2 separate regions of the Homo sapiens genome follow, and region 2 is linked to region 1. Evidence: chromatin loops called from intact Hi-C (ENCODE). Cell type or tissue: chondrocyte. All regions are shown on one strand. Links, peaks and the distances in the headings refer to the core of each region. The heading gives the core; the rest is flanking DNA. Region 1 holds the start of IL3 (interleukin 3). Region 2 holds the start of FNIP1 (folliculin interacting protein 1).

Region 1 (9,583 bases), core at 877-8,876:
CTCTCTGAATGGTAGTGGCGGCTGCCCAGTGTTTTTATTCCTTATGCTCAGGAGGGCCTCGGCCCAGCCCATGGGATCAGGACACAGAGCAGGTGCGCAGCTGGTGCTCACGAAGGGAGGCAGGGAAGGAGACCCCTGCTCTGCTGCTCGGCCTTCGCTCCGGCGCCCGCTGCCCTCCGTTGCCTCCCCACAGCTGTCCTCCCTCCCTGACACCCTGACTTGGCCCCTCAGGGCACACACATCATCCACACAGCCTGCTGTCCTTGCTGCCCGCTGATCTCCAGCACAGCCCACTTTCCCTCCAGGAAAGGGCTGAGTCTCCAAGTGCAGGCCCCAGGCAAGTCTCTGCCAAAGCAGGTCCCGGGAGCACCCTGGGTCAAGGGCTCATGAGTCTGAGGAGGAGGGAAGGAGGCCTCACACCAGAAGGATTCCATGGACCCCACAGGGCAGGGAGGGCTCATGGAAGGGAAAGGGAAGGGGTCACTCATGAGCCATGGCTGGAGGTAGAGTTGAGCTTGGGGTCTTTGGGGAGCCTGAGTGGGAGCTGGAGGAGGCCTTGACAACCAGCCATGGCAGGGGACAGCTGGGAGCCAGGGTCTCTCTCAGAAGTTCCTTAAGGCATGGGGACAGAGACAAAGAGGAGCACAGAGGACCACCTCCCTGGATCTAAGCCCCCAATGTGTGTGTTGGTTGTGGGGAGGGGGTGCCAGGTAGGAGGACAGGACAGATGGGCGTGTAGAGGCATTTACTGGGCAATATGAGAGTGGTCAGGTGAGAAGCATGGAGCTGAGGCGCTAAGGCTGCGCTGCTCACTGTGGGCCTGGAACCAGGAGGTTGTAGGGCAGAAGTTAACACGGGAGGCTTGGATCCAGTCAAGGGGAGACCCCAGGCACATCCAGGGTCAGACTTAAAAGAATTCCTGGGCCTCAGTGGGCATTAGTGAACCACTGTTGCTTAAGGATTCAGAGGCTCTGGACTCAAATAACCTTCATTTTTCTGCCTCAGTCTCTGTCTGTGTAATGGGGATAATCACAGCCTGGGTGCCTGGGTCATTGTGGGGATTCTTTGAGTCCCTTCTCAGTCCAGGAGGGCAGCAGCAACTTTGCTGACCCACCTCGTTGAGCTTGATCTGAGGCTTTCAAGGGGGAAAGTTGGGCCCCTAGCCCCCACCCCTGGTCCACACCACCTCTGCCTCCTCTCCCTCTCTCCCACCATGGGTCCCCCATCTTCCTGGGCCCAGGGATTCCCCTCTGCTGGACCAGCCCCTATTTCCTCCAGCACCTCTCTCCCTCTGCCCTTGCTCCTTCTTGTTGGTGTTAAACACACAGTGTCTGCCATGGCTCCATCCTGTCCTTCCGCCTCCCTCCACCCACCCCTCCTCAGGCCACAGTCGTCCAGTCTTACCGTCTCCACAGCGGCCAGTCTGGGCTGGGCTGGCCTGGGATCAGAGAGGGAGGAATGGGGAGAAGAGACTAGCTAAGACCCAGAGGTGCCTGGGGCCCAGGCTGGCTGGGCTCCAGGGGCAAAAGCAGTGACCCAGGGCACAGCCTTCACCTTGGACACTTGGCACCCAGCCACACTCTGGCCTCTCCACTGCTTAGTCTCTCCTGTGCCTCCGCTTACCTTGTCTTCTCGACCTCCATGCCCTCCTCCCCCAGGGCATCTGCCTCCTTCCTTCCCTGTGCTTTTCCCACCCTTCTCTGCTGGATGAACTTCTCTCTCAGGCCCCTTCTGTGCCACCCATGGGCAGTGCCTCCGATGAGGTCCACGCCCATCCGTCGGTCCTGTGCTGTCTGTAATGACCCCCACCGCACTGTGCTGGGCCAACTGCACAAGGCCAGGAGGCCTGAAAGGCCTGGCCCAGTGTCTCACCTATGCCCGCCCCAGCCTGGGGGAGCCGTGGAGGGTCCTCAGAGCAGTTGCTCCACTGAGTCAAATGGGGGCTTGAGTCCAGGGCAGGAGGAACAGAGCCCCTTCCTGGAGTGGGAGGATTCCTGTCAAGGGGTGAGGCTTGTTGTGCCTTCTGAGTTCTGCCCTCCTTAGGCACTTGCCTTTCTGTCAATTTTCCCTTTGTTCTATTTTTCTGCATTTCCAAGTTTTTCAGTAAAGAGTATATACGCTTTCCCATCTTCTCCTCCAATGAAAAACAATAGTTTTGTTTTTTTTTTTTGAGATGGAGTCTCGCTCCAACAATAGTTTTTAAGTGAAAAATAAAATTCCTGGCTGAGAGCTGTAATCCACCTTCCCCCTGAGCAGACACCTGGGATGTGGGAAGGCAGGAACTTGGGCCTTCTCTGGTGGTTCTGGGATTTATAATGGGGCGATGCTGCCCCCTGGCGCCATCTGGACACACAGACCTGGCCCAAAGGACAGGCTCCACATCCTAATGCCATCACAGTGGGGATTCAATTTTAACATACAAATTTGGAGGGAACATAAACCTTCTGTCAAAGCATGTAGAAATTCCCCCAGCCTGTCCAGGAACTGACTGCCACTTGGTTCTGGCCCCAGTCTGGCTTTAAGCTGCAGTCTATACTATTCCAGAAGGTCAGCGAGGAGCCCCCAGCGCATCTGAAAAGGTCCGCCCACTGCCCTCTCCAGCATGTCACCTCCGCGTGCCACCCTCCGCCAGCGACAGGTCCTGACGACTGGCCTCGTGCACCAGGTCTGTGTCTGATCCAGCCACTAACCCTGCCTCTTGCAGGCATCAGTCACTAACACAGGACCAGCAGAGGAGACAGCTGCTGACCCACTCTCCAGGGTGTGAAGAGGAGGTGGCAAGCAGCGACTCATCTGGGAACATGGGGCTGGGGCACAAATGCTGCCTCAGCCCAGGATGAAAACAGGACTAGCTGTCACGTGCGAGAGGGAGGGAAAGTGAGGGCTGGGGGGAGCTGGGTGTGCAGGAGACTTGGGAAACCCAGTCCAGAGTCAGACCTCTCACCCTACCCTCTCAGGCCTGGCTCCTCCAGGACCTCTGAAGTGCCCTGAGACCAGTGGCACACACCTCCCCCTAGTGGTCAATCCAGAAACTGCAGCAGCATCCTCTGTATCTCCTCCCAGGCTAAGTCCAACAACAGACATCCCCTGGTCCCCAGGCAATGCCCTCAGTGAGCCAGGCTGGGGAGAGGTGGGGGGAGGGGGAAAAGAGAGTTCTTCTGTGGGAACATAACGATTTTTTAGGGGGAAGAATTTAGGGAAATAGAGTTCTGAGCCTGTAGCAGATAAATCTTCCATCATCTCCAGTCCCATTCAAGCAGCCGGGCTGTTCCTTATTCATAACCTCAAGGGAGGGATGGATCAAGGTGGAAAACAGGAAAAAGGGGGACAGGACCCCTGCACCTGGTGTCAGCCTCTGACGCTTTTCTGGGACTTGAGAGGAATCAGAGAGGATGCTATTGCTGCTTACGTGGTGACAGAGGAAGGCCCCTCTGCCCCTCCTTCCACTGGCAGACTGAGTAGGGCCACAGGGTGGTGTGCAGGGGAGTTAGAGGGGGGCACTCAGGGCTAAAGGGCCAGGTGGTAGACTGAAGCCACACTCGGGATGTCCCAGCCTCCTGCCTTCTGCCTCCAGGCTGGTCTGCACCACCTCCGTGCCACAGTGGCTGTCCCTCCAGTGGGTCCCTGTGTACCCACCTATTTCGGAGGAGGGCCCCATCCTGGGATGGTGTGGACAGTCCAGAGGTGGGCAGAGTTTGAGTTGGTCCATGGAATAGGAACTCATCAAGCCAAGTAAGGGCATGCCAGACTGAGGTGACAATGTGGATAGAAGCTCCAGGGCATGAAGAGAGGCTTCATGGAAGGCTGTCTAGGAAGTCCCAGCACTCCTGTTGGCTGGAGCATTGATTAGGGTGGTAGCCATGGGGGAAACAGAAGCAACAGATGGAGGTGAGCCTTATACGTTGTCCTAAGGATATGGACAAGGTCCAGAAGACCCCGAGGACTGGGGGATTCAGTATAGATCCACATGGTCAGATTTGCATTTTCTAAAACTCCATCTGGCTCCCCAGTAGAGCACAGATCGTCAGGGTGTGGGTTCCAGGGCTGGCCGGGAGGCCTACAGGGTGGCTGCTAAATCATCAGGCAGGAGAGGCTGGGGGCTTAGGCAGGGGTGGAGACTCCAGGCTTGGAGGGTTTTAAAGGAATGGAATGAAGAATTGGGTGGCTTGTGTCAGCAGAACCTGCTGCCTTGAGGGGGTCAGGGGATGTTGATCCCTGATGTTGGCCCTGGGAGGAGCAGGGGCGGCGGCTGCAGTTTCTGGAAGGACCACTAGGGGGAGACATGCCACAGGATTAGCATGCTCCAGACCACAGGGACCTGAATTCAAGCCCCAGCTGGGCCACTATCAGCTTAGGCAGTTGCTCAACCAGGCCGAACTTCAGTTTCCCATGAAACGGAGAAAACATACTCTTGGTTGGGGTGAGGAATAAGTTAGATAGCATAGGTAAAATGCTCAGAACGGCTCCTGGTACCTGGTAGCAGTTCTGTGGATTTTCAAGATTGCTAGGGTTATCATCACCTTTCTGGAAATGGGGGTGGCAGGAGGGCAGTGTGAGAACAAGCTCACCCAGACAGCATCCACGTGGCAGGATCAAGCCACCCAGGATTTGTGGCACACCAGTCTCCCTTAAAATGGTCACTAAGTCCCAAGTCAAATTGAGACACTGGTAACAAAGCAGTTGTTCAGAGTCTAGTTTATTCTCACACATCCCTAGGAACCAGTTTAAAACTCGAGGTACAAATGAACATGCTCCCCACCCCACTCTGAGTTTTTTGCAGAAGCAGCAGGACATGGCTCCTCTGCTAAAATAAATACAGTTCACACTCCAGGCAATAAATAAATAAATACATACATACATAAATAAATAGTCTCAATGGGATAAAAATGAGAACACAACCGCACAAGGCCAAATGGGAGCTGCACATTTCAGAAATTAGATAATTAACAATTCATCTGATGCCGCAGGAAAAGGTGAAATGCTTCTGGTCCTGGAATGTGTGAGAGATGACCCAGAGGTTTCAGAAGTTCTGCTGTTTTTGATGTCCCGAGGCTCTGTGGTGAGAAGGCCCAGAGAACGAGCTGGACGTTGGACTCAAAAGATCGCGAGGCTCAAAGTCGTCTGTTGAGCCTGCGCATTCTCAAGGGTTTTCAGATAGAACGTCAGTTTCCTCCGGAATTCATTCCAGTCACCGTCCTTGATATGGATTGGATGTCGCTATAAAGAAACCAAGAAGGTGGCATTAGGTGAGTCCAGGCTGTAATGGTGATGACCAGCTGAGGAGCAAGCCATGACGGGCATCTTGGGGGACAGCTTACCGTGGGTGCGGCCGTGGCCAGGGGCAGACATGGCAGGAGATTCTGTGGAAAGAGACCAAAGCAGATGGTCAGAGATTCCCTTGGAAAGGGAGTGGGCCCTGCTCTCCTCCCCAGAGGCAGGGCAGGGCCAACACAGGGATCCCAAACCCTCAACAGCTTCACATACTTTAAGAATGCTCTCAATTGCTGATGCGTTCTGTAAACTCTTGACAGCCCTGTTGAATGCCTCCAGGTTTGGCCTTCGAAGGTTATTTTCCTAACGGGGCAGAGAATACACTTAAGGGGGAAAGGTTACAGAGTATCCCTCCCACAAGCAGGTGGAAGTCACCCCCACAGTTTCCCAAGCCCACTGTTGGGGACATCCTCGGGTTCCCTCCTAGTCCCGTTCTTGCCTCAGGTGGGTCCCTGCCCAAGGGCACAGGCCTAGAAGTGAGTGGCAGGCAGGACCTGGTTTCCTCAAGCCCCCAGTCTCTGGCTCCATTTGAGCTACATAAAGGGCCTAGGTGGGCTGGGCGCAGTGGCTCAAGCCTGTAATCCCAGCACTTTGGGAGGCCGAGGCAGGCAGATAACCTGAGGTCGAGTTCAAGACCAGCCTGACCAATATGGTGAAACCCCGTCTCTACTAAAAATACAAAAATGGGAGTGGTGGTGCATGCCTGTAATCCTAGCTACTTGGGAGGCTGAGACAGGAGAATTGCTTGAACTCAGGAGGCAGAGGTAGCAGTGAGCTGAGATCGTGCCACTGCACTCCAGCCTGGGCAACAGAGTGAGACTCTTGTCTCAAAAAAAAAAAAAAAAATGGGTGGGGAGGGGGTACCTAGGTGGATCTTTCTGCACTTGGGGGAAAAAATATCTCCAAAAAGAAGCTCTACAAAAGACAGGGGGTTTTCCAAGGGAAGTATTTGTAGCTCAGAGGCTGATAACAGTGTTCATGCCCTGACTGAATTAAAGTCTCCTAGAAATCAAGAAGAAAATCACAGAGACCCCAGCATGGAAATGGGTGCAGCATGTGAGCTGTGAGTGCCCCAAACACAGATGGCCCAGGAACTCAGCAAAGGCTTCCACTTCTTGTTTGACCCAAGAAATGTCATGCAAAGGTGAGACAGAACAACTGCAACCAACTGGAACCATGAAAAATAACTGTAAATGATAATGCCACAGCCAATGAGGGTGGAAAACACAAACTCAATTTTTTAAGGGAAAAAGAAGCTGGCACATCTGAGGGGGAAATTTCTGTCTGTCAGTCCAGAGTCTGCCCTACCAAACACTGACCTTAAGGCCCTTGGTATTCCTCACCTAGAACTGCCTTTTCATTTTCTAATTTAAAAGTCATTTTCATTATTATAGCCATGGCTGTGGCCATGTATTGAACTCTTAAGTGCCAGATGCTGGGCCAGAACATGCACATTGTGCCATTTGATTGTCATAACAATCCCACTGAGATAGGTGCTATTAACCCTATTTTACAGATGAAGAAAGCAAGGCTAGGTAAGATGGAATGACATGGCTGAAGTCACCCAGGCAGGAAGTGGATCGGGATCCACGGGCTGAGCTCTTACCATCAGAATGTCTTGGTCTTCCCCATTGAGGTTGTTGAAGTCCTGTGGGGGTGAAGGGAGAGAAAGGCCCATGAGGCCTTTTGGCCTTAGGCAGCCACCACCCCTCACTGCTGCAGGCCAGTCTTATCCAAGCTACTCACCAGCAAAGGCAAAGGTGGCTGCTTTAAGTGTGTTATAATTTCATCGATCATGTTAGAGCAGTTAACCCAGCTTGTCTTCAAGGGCGTTGTCTGGGTCATGGGAGCTTGGAGTCCGGGGCGGACCAGGAGTTGGAGCAGGAGCAGGACGGGCAGGCGGCTCATGTTTGGATCGGCAGGAGGCACTCTGTCTTGTTCTGGTCCTTCGTGGGGCTCTGAAGAGTTGGCAACAGCCTCCCGCCTTATATGTGCAGCAGCAAGGTGCCCACAACCCCGGGCAAGGCGGGGGGAGGTGGTGGTGTGGGGCAGGCGTCGGAAGGATCTTTATCTGACATGGAACCTCCATAGAAAACCACAGACGTAATTATTCATCCATGACTTTCTAGTACTCAAGATCAGTGAAACAAGAAAAAAGATTACTTAAACGGTATCACTTCATCTTGTCAAGGAGGATGAGAGATGGGAAGCATGGCAGCAGGTGAGAGGACCCCTGTGGCAGGAAGGGGAAGCCTGACTCAGCTCACTGAGGCCTCCTGCCCAGTGGGATCTCATCTGCCATCACCTGGACTACCCTGGCCCTCTGCTGCCCGCCCTGCTTGGTCCTGGTGGGTGGCCAGGAGGCCACTGGAACAGATGAGAGTTTGTCTGGTAGCCGGTCACGCTGCTAAACATCCACGTTCAGCCTCAGGCTCTGAGAAGCACATCTCTTGGTGCCGCTTCCCAATACAGAATTACTGGTGTTCCAGTCCCCAGTGGTTTGTCCCATGGGCTTCGGGCAGCTTCTCCTTGACACTTTGTTTCTGGTGGATGGCCGAGGGCGCTCAGGCCCCAGGTGGCCATTCTCTTACTGGTCTGCTAGCAGTGGCATGGCTGTTCCCTGCGTGTGGGACTCAGCCTCTGCAGGAGGCCCGGCTGCAGCCCCTGGCAGTCCCTCTGGTAGCACCGAGAGCTGAGCTCAGGTACCTGAGGACACTGTCACTGGGAGCTGGGGGAGGGGCTGGCCTGGGAGGTTTAGGAGGCAGAATTGGCATGGTCTGAGGGGTGAGGTCAAGGGAGGAGAAAGGAGAGCAACTCCCTGGTTTCAGACTGGGCCTCAGGCTGCTGGGGCAGGGATTGGCAGGAGACAGTTGTATTGAGAGGTCTTGATCCCCGTCTGTGCTGAGCATGGATTTGCCAGGTGCAGGCCCAGTAGGCAAGGTTTGCAGAGAGGGGATGTGAGTGGGGACAGACCATGGGGAAATCCACAAGGGACCTGAGAAACTGCAGCCAGATAGGAAGCAGGAAACCCAGAAGGGCGGGGGTGGTTATCCCAGAGGGCAGCCCCTGAGAGAAGAGGGGTCCTCCTGATACGGGCCTGTCTTGGGGCCTGCCTGACCCACCCCATGGGGTAGGGGCTTTTGGTAAAGGGATGAGTGTGACAGGGGCATGTGGAAGACTTCTTCAAGATGACTGGCCCCGGGTGGGAGGGAGAGGAGAGCAGTAAGGAAAGGCCAGGGTCTGGGTCATGGTGCGGTGTGTTGTGATCAGTGTGGGGGATGCGGGATAGGAGGTTATGCTGAGGCAGCGGAATTTGGGTGCTTTGGGCTTCTGAGCATAAGCAGATCAGGTGAAGACAAGGACCAGGATGTGGCTGTGGGGAGGCAGGTGAAGAGGCTGTGACTCAAGGCCATGCTGTGAGGATGATTTCTGTAGCTGATATGCCCTCCTGGCTCAGCCCCAGGCTGGGCCCTGGACCAGGAAGAGCCCTAGGTTCTGGACCCGGAGTGGAGTCTGACAGGCACAACTCAACACACAGAGGGGAGCCTTAGCACCAGCTTGCGTACTCCGTAGGCACAATTCATTCAACAGACGTCTACAAAGCACTTGCTGTGAATAAAACAGACATGGTAACCTCCACTAGCAGCTCAGTCTTGTGAGGAGACAGATTTCCAGTCTTGCTACCCTTCCTGTGGTCCCAGACCTGCAGGTCAGCCCTGCCCGGGAGCTTGTTAGCGGTGTCAACCCTCAGGCCCCAGCCCAGACTTTCTGAATCAAAAATCGCATTTTGATAAGATCCTCAGTGATTCAGTGCATTTGAGGGGCTCTGATCTAACTACCTCAGCAATCTTAGCTCCGGTAGGGTCCCCTATTGCCCCACGGACCCAGAGTTTGTTCCTTGCATACTCAACTGTACCTTGGTGTTACTGTCTATGTAAACGTTTTGGGGACTTGTGCACAAATAATGTGATTCCTTACAGAGAAAAGCTGTATTTTTTTTAGTGTAAGTGGGCTTTTCTAGGGAATTTTAAAGTTCAATGAATTTAAAGCTGTGGAGACAAAACATTCCTGTATTTTTTTTTGTTTCTTTAAAAGTCAAGACTTTGTGTTGTAACCACACATGCACACAAAATCCTGAATAGTAGTATTGTAAATCTTGACATTTGTAGTGTTTTTCTCATTTTAAAAATGAATATATACCAGCCTGAGCAATTTGGCGAAACCTCATCTCTACAAAAAATACAAAAAATTAGCCAGGCGTGGTGGTGCACACCTGTGGTCCCAGCTACTTAGGAGGCTGATGTGGGAGGAC
Region 2 (9,583 bases), core at 1-8,000, 270 kb after region 1:
CCATCACACTCAGTCTAACCTCCTTTCCATAATTTACAAGGTCCTACATAATCTGGCCCCTTGTACCTTTCTAACCATTTCAAACCATCTCCCATTCTCAGAGTATATTTTAGTTCTTCTGGCTTCCTTTCTCCTCTTCAAACAGGCCAAAACCATTTCTCTCTTAGAGGCTTTGTACTTTTTCTTCTCTTTGCCAGAATGTTCTTCACCACCTTCTTCCTATAGCTGGTTCCTTTTCATTCTTTACATCTTAGCTAAAATCACGCATCTTTGGATAGGCCTTCCCTGACCACCCTATCTAAATTTGGTCTCCATCAGTTGCTTGCTATCCATGCTTTCTTTCCTGGCTCCTAGCACACCTTGCAAACATCTTGTTTATTTTGTCTCTTCCCACAAAAAACTAAGTTTCTAAGAATAAGGACTCTCTTGTTCAGTACCATATTCCCAGTGCCTACAGTAGAGTCTGAGATGTTGGAGGGACTCAAGAAATGTTTGTTGAATAAATCACTGTTTATGTTTTCTGGTGCTTCAGAATACTGCCATTTCCTTATTATATAGCAATAAATGGTCAGTTGGTTTAGGAGTTTTTAAAAGTGGGGTAACTTGAGCCCATTTAATGTTTTTCGGGCAGGTCTACTTGATCATCTTGATTTTGAATGTCTTGTTCTGAGATGTCATCAATGAAATTATAATTTGTTTCATGATAATTCAGCATAATTGAGACTATACTTATTAGCATGATGGTTGAGGAAGATTTTAGTTTTATTGCCACCTTTTCCTATATGTAGTAACCAGGAAATGCCTATAGCAAAGAGTGCCTGTCTTTTATGCTATCAGGAGGGGAATCTTTGAAGCAGGTGGACAGAAATCTATAGACTGTTGGAGTTTTGAGGAGACTAAATCTTCCACCCTTGAGTGAGAGTGTAGTAGGCCTTATGTCTAATCTTTGTAACCCAGTAGTTCCACATTGATATAACGTAGCATGAATGAGTAGGTAATTATTTTCTTTCTCACATTTCCTCTTTGCTGACTCCTTAAACTTACAAAGGCTGCCTGTAAGACACCTCAGCTTCTCTGTGATAGGATGTAGTACTAAGTAAAAGGAAAAATAAAAGATAATATTCACTGATACTAAAATTGAAATATTTAAATTTTAATCTGAATAATTATGTATAGTTTTGTCCTCTTTTATTACAAACTTGTATCATTTCAGCGCTCTCTGATTCTGTGACTTTAGTATTACACTGCAATGTAGGAGAAATGTGATCAATAATAGGAAGTAAATCTAGTTTTTCTCTGTACCTTTCAAGACTAAATGAGACTACAGAAATAAAGCTATTACATGATTAGAGAATACTGAAAGTGTCTCTTATGCAAGCAGTTATATTCTTTTCCCTTACTATTAATATCTATAATTACCCATGAAGTAATTTTTTCCCAAGACGAAAGCACACAAGGTTATTGTATTTGGAAAGTTCCTTCTGAGGGGACCTGGAACTACTCTTTTCTGTGCCAGTCATGGACAGCCATTAGTCCTTAGTGTCTTTGGTCCCGTATAGACAGACTTTGGCCTGTTTCCACTTGTACTCATTTAGTGTAACTTAACTAGTGTAAAAACAAAACTTCCCAAATGATTGCCCCATTAATTGACTGATAGGATCTACACTTCTGTTTACTTTTTAAAAATTGCATTGACTTTATTTTTTTGTTTACAAAAACTTCATTTTTCATTCTACATTCAAATGTTTTGTGAGAAAAATATACACAGCTCATTTTACCCTGTTAGAAATCTTTCAGCATTTGATGCCAGAGGATTATCTGAAATGTCTAGGTGAAATAGTACTGCTGTTTTGATCCTGTATTGCCCAGTAGTTTCTGGACCTTGGGTAATACACAGAGCAACTGAATGATTTTCAACCTAAGCACCTCAAATGTTACCTCCTCAGACTTTGCTGACACCCTCATTTCATTGCTTATTTCTTACTAACTCCACAACATTAGTTACTATCTGAAATAACTTTATATACTTATTTACTGTCTCCTCACCTAGAAAGTTAGCTCTTTTGTACTTTGGATCCCCACTGCCTAGAACGTAAATGATTGTGGAAAGAATATGTTAATATCTTAATCATCAATAAATAGTGCAATAACTTTAAATACTTATTTACTGTCTCCTCACCTAGAAAGTTAGCTCTTTTTTACTTTGGATCCCCACTGCCTAGAACATAAATGATTGTGGAAAGAATATGTTACTATCTTAATCATCAATAAATAGTGCTTTAAAAAAGTCTTGGAACATTGAAACTCAGTATTTTGGTTGTTGACAAATTCTCAAAGAGATATAAATTCTGCCTATTACTTTTTCTTTTCTAAATATCTTCAGACCCTTATTTAGAGCATAAACTCTAGCTGCAAATCAGTGGGAGTTGGTAGCCACTTAAAGAAAATAAAATTTAATTTGTATACCTAATTAAATGAAATTCTCAAAAAGTATTTGTTTTTTGAGATAGGGCCCCCCTCTGTTGCCCAGGCTGAAGTACAAGTGGCACTCACTGCAGCGTTGACTTCCCACACTCAAGCTACCCTCCCACCTCAGCCACCCGAGTGGGACCACAGGTGTGCGCCGTGACCACACCTGGCTAATTTTTGTTTGTTTTTGAGACGGTGTCTCGCTCTTGTTGCCCGGGCTGGAGTGCAATGGCACAATCTCGGCTCACTGCAACCTCTGCCTCCTGGGTTCAAGCAATTCTCCTGTCCCAGCCTCCCAGGTAGTTGGGATTACAGGCATTCGCCGCCACCACGCCGGCTAATTTTTTGGAGACGGGGTTTCACCATGCTGGTCAGGCTGGTCTTGAACTCGTGACCTCAGGTGATCCACTCGCCTCGGCCTCCCAAAGTGCTGGGATAACAGGCGTGAGCCACAGCGCCCGGCCACACCTGGCTAATTAAAATTTTTTTTTTTTTTTTTTTTTTGTAGAGACAGGGTCTTACTGTTGCCCAAGCTGGTTTCGAACTACAGAGCTAAAGCGATCTGCCTGCCTCGGCCTTGCAGTGTTGCGATTACAGACGTGAGCTACCACGCCTGCCCAAAGTATTTTTATCCAGCCTTCCAACCATATACAAGTTATTTCCTAAATTTCTCTGAGGATTACATCCCATTGTACGAGCTTCCTCATCCTGGAGGGGGAGTGAGTGAATGGATGGGGTTGCTGAAAATTTATAAGATTAGTTTGATACAAACTCTGATATATTTTGGTTCCATGGGTTAAATAAGACTGTGAGGTCACATGTGAGCAATGTTTTTCTTTTTTTAGAAAGCGTTTCTTCCCTGTAACTTGACTAAAATTCCACAGTTCCTCCCGTCTTCATACCTAAACATTAAGATAGATTTATTAAAAATCTAAATAATTAGCGTAAAGGGTTAGATATCTGTACATATATGTCTTTAGGCTTCCTGACTTCGTTGGTTTCACCTGATTTTGTTGGTTAACAAGGAAACAGCCTAACTCCTGAGCCTCCAATCGCTAGCTCTTCCAAGAGACTAATTCCCGGTGTCAGGGTTCTAGGCGCTAGTACAAACTGCCCGCAGTGCCTGCTCGAGGTCGTCTTTGCGGGGAGCCATGGCTGTGGCAGGGGTCCCGGCAGTTTCCTTCACCAGTCCCTGTGAGCCAGCCCCCGCGCTGTCCAGATCCCAGACCTCTCGCGGGCCGGCGCAGCCTTCTAAGGGCGGTCCTGGGGTCCTGGGCTCAAAGTCCAGCCTTGGCCGCGGCCCCACGGGTACGCTTGTGGGCCTTCCGTGCTCCAGGAGCCGCCAGACTCTGCCCGGCGCGGAATGGAGGTGTGAAGCCGCAGAAGCTAGGGAGGGGCTGACAAGGAAGAGTCGGTTGCCCGTGGTTCCCTACGCAACTCTGTGGGTGCGGGGAGTCGAAGCCTTCTGCACTCCAAGGCTCCTGGCATCGTCCCCGCGCCACCCCGGCGTACCCTCTGATGGTCGCTGACAGCTTCACAGGGGAAGATCGAGACTGACCCTTCTCCCGCTACACATCCCTAGCCACCTTCCAGTCCTGTCCTCTCGGCTCACGCCCCGCCCCTGCCACGTGACGGGACCCGCCAGTGAGCCTATGGGAGGCAGCTCCGCCCCACGCCCCCACCTTGCCCCTTGCTCCGCGCGCCGCCACGTGATGCGGCCCCCCTCCAGCCAATGAGTGCCGGCCTTGCCTCGCGCCCCGCCCCGCGCGCCGTGGCCGTTTGAAGTGACTAATTTCTGTCATATGACTGAGGCGCCCATGGGGGTGGCGGGGCGGCTGTAGGAGCAGGGGCCTAGCAAGCGCCCAGCGGAGCGACCCCTGCCTGGCCGTGGCTAGCATGGCCCCTACGCTGTTCCAGAAGCTCTTCAGCAAGAGGACCGGGCTGGGCGCGCCCGGCCGCGACGCCCGGGACCCAGATTGCGGGTTCAGGTAGGGCGCTGTGGGGCGGGGGTCGCGGAGCCGATGGCCTTGTGGGCTCCGGGCTCCAGGGGTGTTGGGGCCTTCGGTGTTCCGACCCGAGCGGAAGCGCCGCGCCGAGAGCAGCATCTGGTCCTCGGTGGGGTGGAGCCGGCTGCGGGCTAGCGCCGAAGGGTTGGAGCGAGGTCCTACCTTTTATTTTACCCCACCCGCCTCGCCGTTGCCCCTTCCCCCTCCTCCCGTCGGTTTGTTTACGACCTGCCCCCAGCCACGCGCGACTCTGCTCCTCCGGACCTAGCACCGCGGCCTGAGACTTTGGGTCCACACGCCTTCCTGGCACCGAGTAGAGTTGGGCGCGGGCTGGATTGGACCTCAGCCGCCGTACTCCGGGCCGCGAAGTTCTCCCCTCCTCCCCGTGACCAGTTGTCCTCCGGGCGCTGCGTTCCAGCTCCGTTGGCGTTGTGGAGAGAGCGGCACGTTTGGCCAAGCTTCTGAGTTGAGAGAAGGCTGGAGGAGCGAGTAGGCAACGTGCCGTTCTTTCAGGTTTCTTGGACGCTAAAATTGGAGGTGTGCAGTAACCGGACCGAGCGACCTTAATGTTATCGAAGGAGAAATGTGAAACTTGAGTTTAGGGTTACTGCCGAAGGAAGACCAAATTGAATGAAATCTGGCCTTGGAATTGGCTGTAGATTCTTCCTCCTCGAATTGTTACTGAAAAGGAGTCTTAAAAATTGAAAATGTTAGTAGAGCATTTTGTAGTGTTACAGGCTTTGTTAATTTTTCATTGTAGTACCTGTTGCTGGCAGAGTAACTTTTCAGAATTGTAAGATTTGATATAAACCTGAATTCAAGGTAAAATTTAGTCGTTAAACTGCACCTGAGGAGATTATGTCCAAACAGCCTTTATACGTATTGCAGTGTGGAAACTTGCAAATATAACTAGGCTAAATGTCAAATGCCACACGTTTTAAACTTGGTAGGATAGCAAAGAGCCCAGTTGTACAACAATAGTAGAAACAAAAAAATAAAATAAAAATAAAAAAAGAGAATCTGTCAAATTTTGGAACAGGCGAAGTTGCCACACTGGTTTAAGAAATTTTGCTATTCTTAAAATTATTCACTCTCTCTTGCTAATGCAGGTCTCATCAGGAAAAATTCAGTAAATGCATATGGAATTGAAGAGGTTTTTCTACGTATCTGTCTTTTCCCCTGAAAAATAAATGTGTCATGCTCATCTGTCTCTCTTTAAACATTTCTTTAGTGTTTTTCCTTTGAAAAATGAAAGTGCAGGTTAGATAATACTACATTGAGCCATCTAGTAACTCAAGCGACAATAGGAAACAGGTTCCGATAGGATATTTAAAAGGTGGCATTTGAATAGACAACTGCTTTCTATTTCTGGACAAAGATTGACTTTGGGTACGTAGGTTTACAAGGCTCTCAAGTCACTCATATGAAAAAACATTTTCACGTCTGGTTTTCAAAAATGTAAAGTCTACTACATAGTTGCGTAATACTATTTTACAGTTACCAAAGAACTTTCTCATCAGTTATCTTATTTGATGTTTCACAGCAATCTTACGAGATAGAGCAAGTAGCAGTGCAGATAACTATATACTTTTGCCAGTGGAAGTAAGAATTATCTGTAAGCCCAATAACTGCAGTACATTATGGAATCTCTCACTTTAAAAATAAAACTTGTGCATGTGAGAAATGAAAACTGATGAAACAGAATAGGCATATCTGAAGGAAAAAAAACCATTCTGGTTAATGTCACATAGCTAATAACTTACAGATCTAATCAACCCAGGGTTTTTTAAAAACTATTTCATTGAGCTATAATTTATACACAATAAAGTATAAATACATTTTAAGCATACATCGTATACAGTTGTGTACCCACCACCCCCATGAAGTTTTAGAACACTTCCATCACCCAAAAAGTTCCCTCATGCTCTGTTGTAGCCTAACTCCTCCTCACCCGTGGCAGTCACTGATACTTTCTGTCATAGTCTTGTGTCTGTCTTGTTTGTTGCATTTATTAGTTCCTTTTTTTCTCACTCTGTCAACAGGCTGTAGTACAGTGGCGTGACCACGCTTAATACACTGTCAACCTCCTGGGCTCAAGGGATCCTCTCACCTTGGCCTCCCAAAGTTCTGGGCTTACAGGGATGAGCCACCACACCCAGCCAGTTCCTTCAATTTTATCACTGAATGGTATTCCATTGTATGGCTATACCATGATTTGTTTATTCAGCCACTAGTTGGAGGACATATTTTTTCCCCAGATTTGGGCTATTATGAATAATGCTGCTGTTAATGTTTGTGTATAAATCTTTATGTGGACATATATTTTCTTTTCTCTTGGATAGAAATCTAGGAGTGGGGTTGCAGAGTCATGTGCTAAATGTTGTGTTTAACTTTAAAAAAAAATTGTCAGACTTTTCCAAAATAGTTGTACCATTTTGTATTCTCAGTAGCAATGCATGAAGGTTACAGGTTCTTCACAATCTCTTCAATATTGATATTGTTATTTTTGTTCTTTTTTAATTAAAAATTTTTATTGTAAAAAAAATATGAAATTTACTTTTTTTTTTTTTTTTTTTTTTTTTAGATGGAGTCTCACTTGTTGCTCAGGCTAGAGTGCCATGATACAATCAAGGCTCATTGCAGCCTTGACCTCCTGGGCTCTAGTAATCCTCTCACCTCAGCCTCCTGAGTAGGCTCCTAAGTATCCTCCCACCTTGGCCTCCCAAAGTGCTGTAATTACAGGCATGAGCCACCATGCCTGGCCAAAATTTACTGTCTTAATCGTTTTTTTATTCTTTTGATTATAGCCATTCTAGTGGTATCTTGTGGTTTTAATTTGCATTTCCCGAAGATCATATTCAGCATCTTTTTATATAACCCAGGTTTTTGAGTAGACTAACATTTTGTTTTCATTCTAGTATACCATGCTTTCATTGCTGGAATCCTTTTTTGGGTGTTTTGTTTTGTTCTAGTCAGCCTAAATTGTTAAATCAGGCTTGGGTGTAGTTAGCCATTGGCAACTAACTGTAGCTCAGTCCCTAAGAGGCAGTTCCTAGAGTAACCAATATACAAAGCTCAGTAATTGTAAGCCACAGCAGGACTTTAGAATAGGAGAGACTTCCGATAAAGAAGCTTTAGGAACCTTTCTGTATTGTCTTTTATGGTTACCCCATTGGAAGAGATGGCCAGGAAATACCCCCTTCCCTTGTCTTCACTCTAAGGTCTCTTACCATATCGATTTCTATGTGCTTATCTAAGATTCTTGAGCTGGAGATGAGTTTGAAAAATATTATGGGGAGTGTATTTTTTCAGTCATTTATAGAATTGAGACAGTAATTTGTTTTCTCCATTTCAAGAATTTGGGAGAAAAGGCTGTTTCTAGTAGAAAATATTGCTTTATGTTCTCTCCATTTTCTTCCAGTGGAAGTAAAAAGTATAAGCCCAATAACTATAGTACATATAAAAGTGATTATTTTGGGCTGGGTTTGGTGGCTTATACTTGTAATCCCAGCACTTTGGGAGGCCCATGGCGGGAGGAGTGCTTGAGCCCAGGAGTTCAAGACCAGCCAGGGCAACATGGCAAAACCCCTGTCTCTACAAAAAATATAAAAAATTAGCCATGTGTGGCAGCATGCACCTGTAGTCCTAGCTACTCAGGATGCTGAGGTGGGAGGTTGCTTAGCCTGGGAGGTTAAGGCTGCAGTGATGAGCCATGATTGCGCCACTGCACTAGTCTAGCCTGGGCAACAGAGTGAAATCCTGTCTCAAAAAAAAAGATTGTTTTAAATAAAATTCCTGAAAACTAATTTGGCAAAGAAGGTTGTTTTGAAGTGAAATGTTTGTAGGGCATAATTAATGTTTTGTTAAATAATGTCTGGATTTTTGTTATACAGGTTGAGTATCCTTTACCTGAAATGCCTGGTTCTAGAAGTGTTTTGGATTGTGGAATTTTTTGGATTTTTGAATACTTGCATATGCATAATGTGTTTTTTCAGAGGTGGGACCTAAGTCTAAACATAAAATTCATTTTTATTTCATACATACCTTGTACACATAATAGCACATAATTTATACAGTACTTTTTAATGATTTTGTGCACAAAGTGTCGACTGCATTTTGACTCCTCACATGAAGTCAGATGTGAAGTTTTCCACTGTGGCGTCTTGTCAGTGATCAAAAAAATTTTGGACTAGAGATGCTCATCCTGTATCCCAAATATATGAACATTTATTCTGATTCTTTATATCAGGGATTCTTAAGGTACTCAGCCTTTTAACTGGTCTTTCTGTGATCACTCTTGCCTTTTTCCAAACTACCCTCAATATGTCACTTTTTAAAAAGTGCCAATTGTGGCTGGGCACGGTGGCTCATGCCTGTAATCCCAGCACTTTGGGAGGCCGAGGCAGGTGGATCACCTGAGGTCAGGAGTTCCAGACCAGCCTGGCCAATGTGGTGAAACCCCATCTCTACTAAAAATGCAAGAATCAGCTGGGTGTGGTGGCGGGCGCCTGTAATCCCAGCTACTCAGGAGGCTGAGGCAGGAGAATCGCTTGAACCCGGGAGGCGGAGGTTGCAGTGAGCTGAGATCGCGCCATTGCACTCCACCCTGGGCAACAAGAGTGAAACTCCGTCTCAAAAAAAAAAAAAAAAAGTGCCAGTTATCATCATGAACAGCAGACAAAATGAGACAAAATGATGTATAGAATTTAATATCTTCATAACAGGTTTATTTTAAGGATTCAGAGATAAGTCATGTAAAGAACTTAATGTGGTGCTTAGCACATGGCTTTCAGGAACCAGAAGTAGTTGTTACTGTTATATCAGTTTTGTGTAAAAACCACTTAGTTTGGGCCCAGACTCATTAAAGGATGGCTTTTGCCCATTCTACATAGTATGGCTTTTGCTAATTTGCTAGCCTTGACTTTTTTTTTTTCTTTCCATAATGACATTTTTTAAAAAAGCCACTATAGTATTATTGTTAATAGAATTAACAGAAATTCCTTAATAAAAGCCATTCTTAGTCCATATTCCAATTTGGTGTCATCTCAATATGTCTTTTTATGGTAGTTTTGTTTGAATCAGTCTTAAGAGTCTGTATATTGCATTTG

The links. A loop is a pair of places that touch in the nucleus more often than their neighbours do. Peaks named below come from ENCODE experiments on the same cell type or tissue, not always from the same donor. Only the 100,000 strongest peaks of a DNase experiment are listed, where the experiment ranks them.
Region 2: it touches region 1 in a loop (2.8-fold over the local background); 4 of 110 quality-filtered maps call a loop at or near these places.

The regions. Positions count from the first base shown.
Region 1 is chr5:132,058,303-132,067,885 of GRCh38, reverse strand. IL3 (interleukin 3) reads right to left here and starts at 7,231. Exons shown (of 5, transcript NM_000588.4): 1 at 7,018-7,231; 2 at 6,878-6,919; 3 at 5,485-5,574; 4 at 5,319-5,360; 5 at 4,682-5,217. The coding sequence starts at 7,179. The coding sequence ends at 5,095. It overlaps LOC105379174 (a long non-coding RNA gene), which reads left to right and starts at 5,174. Exons shown (of 5, transcript XR_001742531.2): 1 at 5,174-5,246; 2 at 6,278-6,415. RefSeq lists an enhancer at 2,164-2,670 and an insulator at 2,908-3,906. In chondrocyte, for the core only: CTCF peaks have their summits at 2,331 (motif pointing left), 3,025 (motif pointing left), 4,034, 4,262 (motif pointing right) and 1 weaker place; DNase peaks (open chromatin) are centred at 1,845, 2,635, 7,205, 7,895 and 1 weaker place.
Region 2 is chr5:131,791,704-131,801,286 of GRCh38, reverse strand. FNIP1 (folliculin interacting protein 1) reads left to right here and starts at 4,270. Exons shown (of 18, transcript NM_133372.3): 1 at 4,270-4,457. The coding sequence starts at 4,366. RefSeq lists silencers at 4,067-4,326, 4,377-4,656. In chondrocyte, for the core only: a CTCF peak has its summit at 4,355; DNase peaks (open chromatin) are centred at 4,156 and 4,762.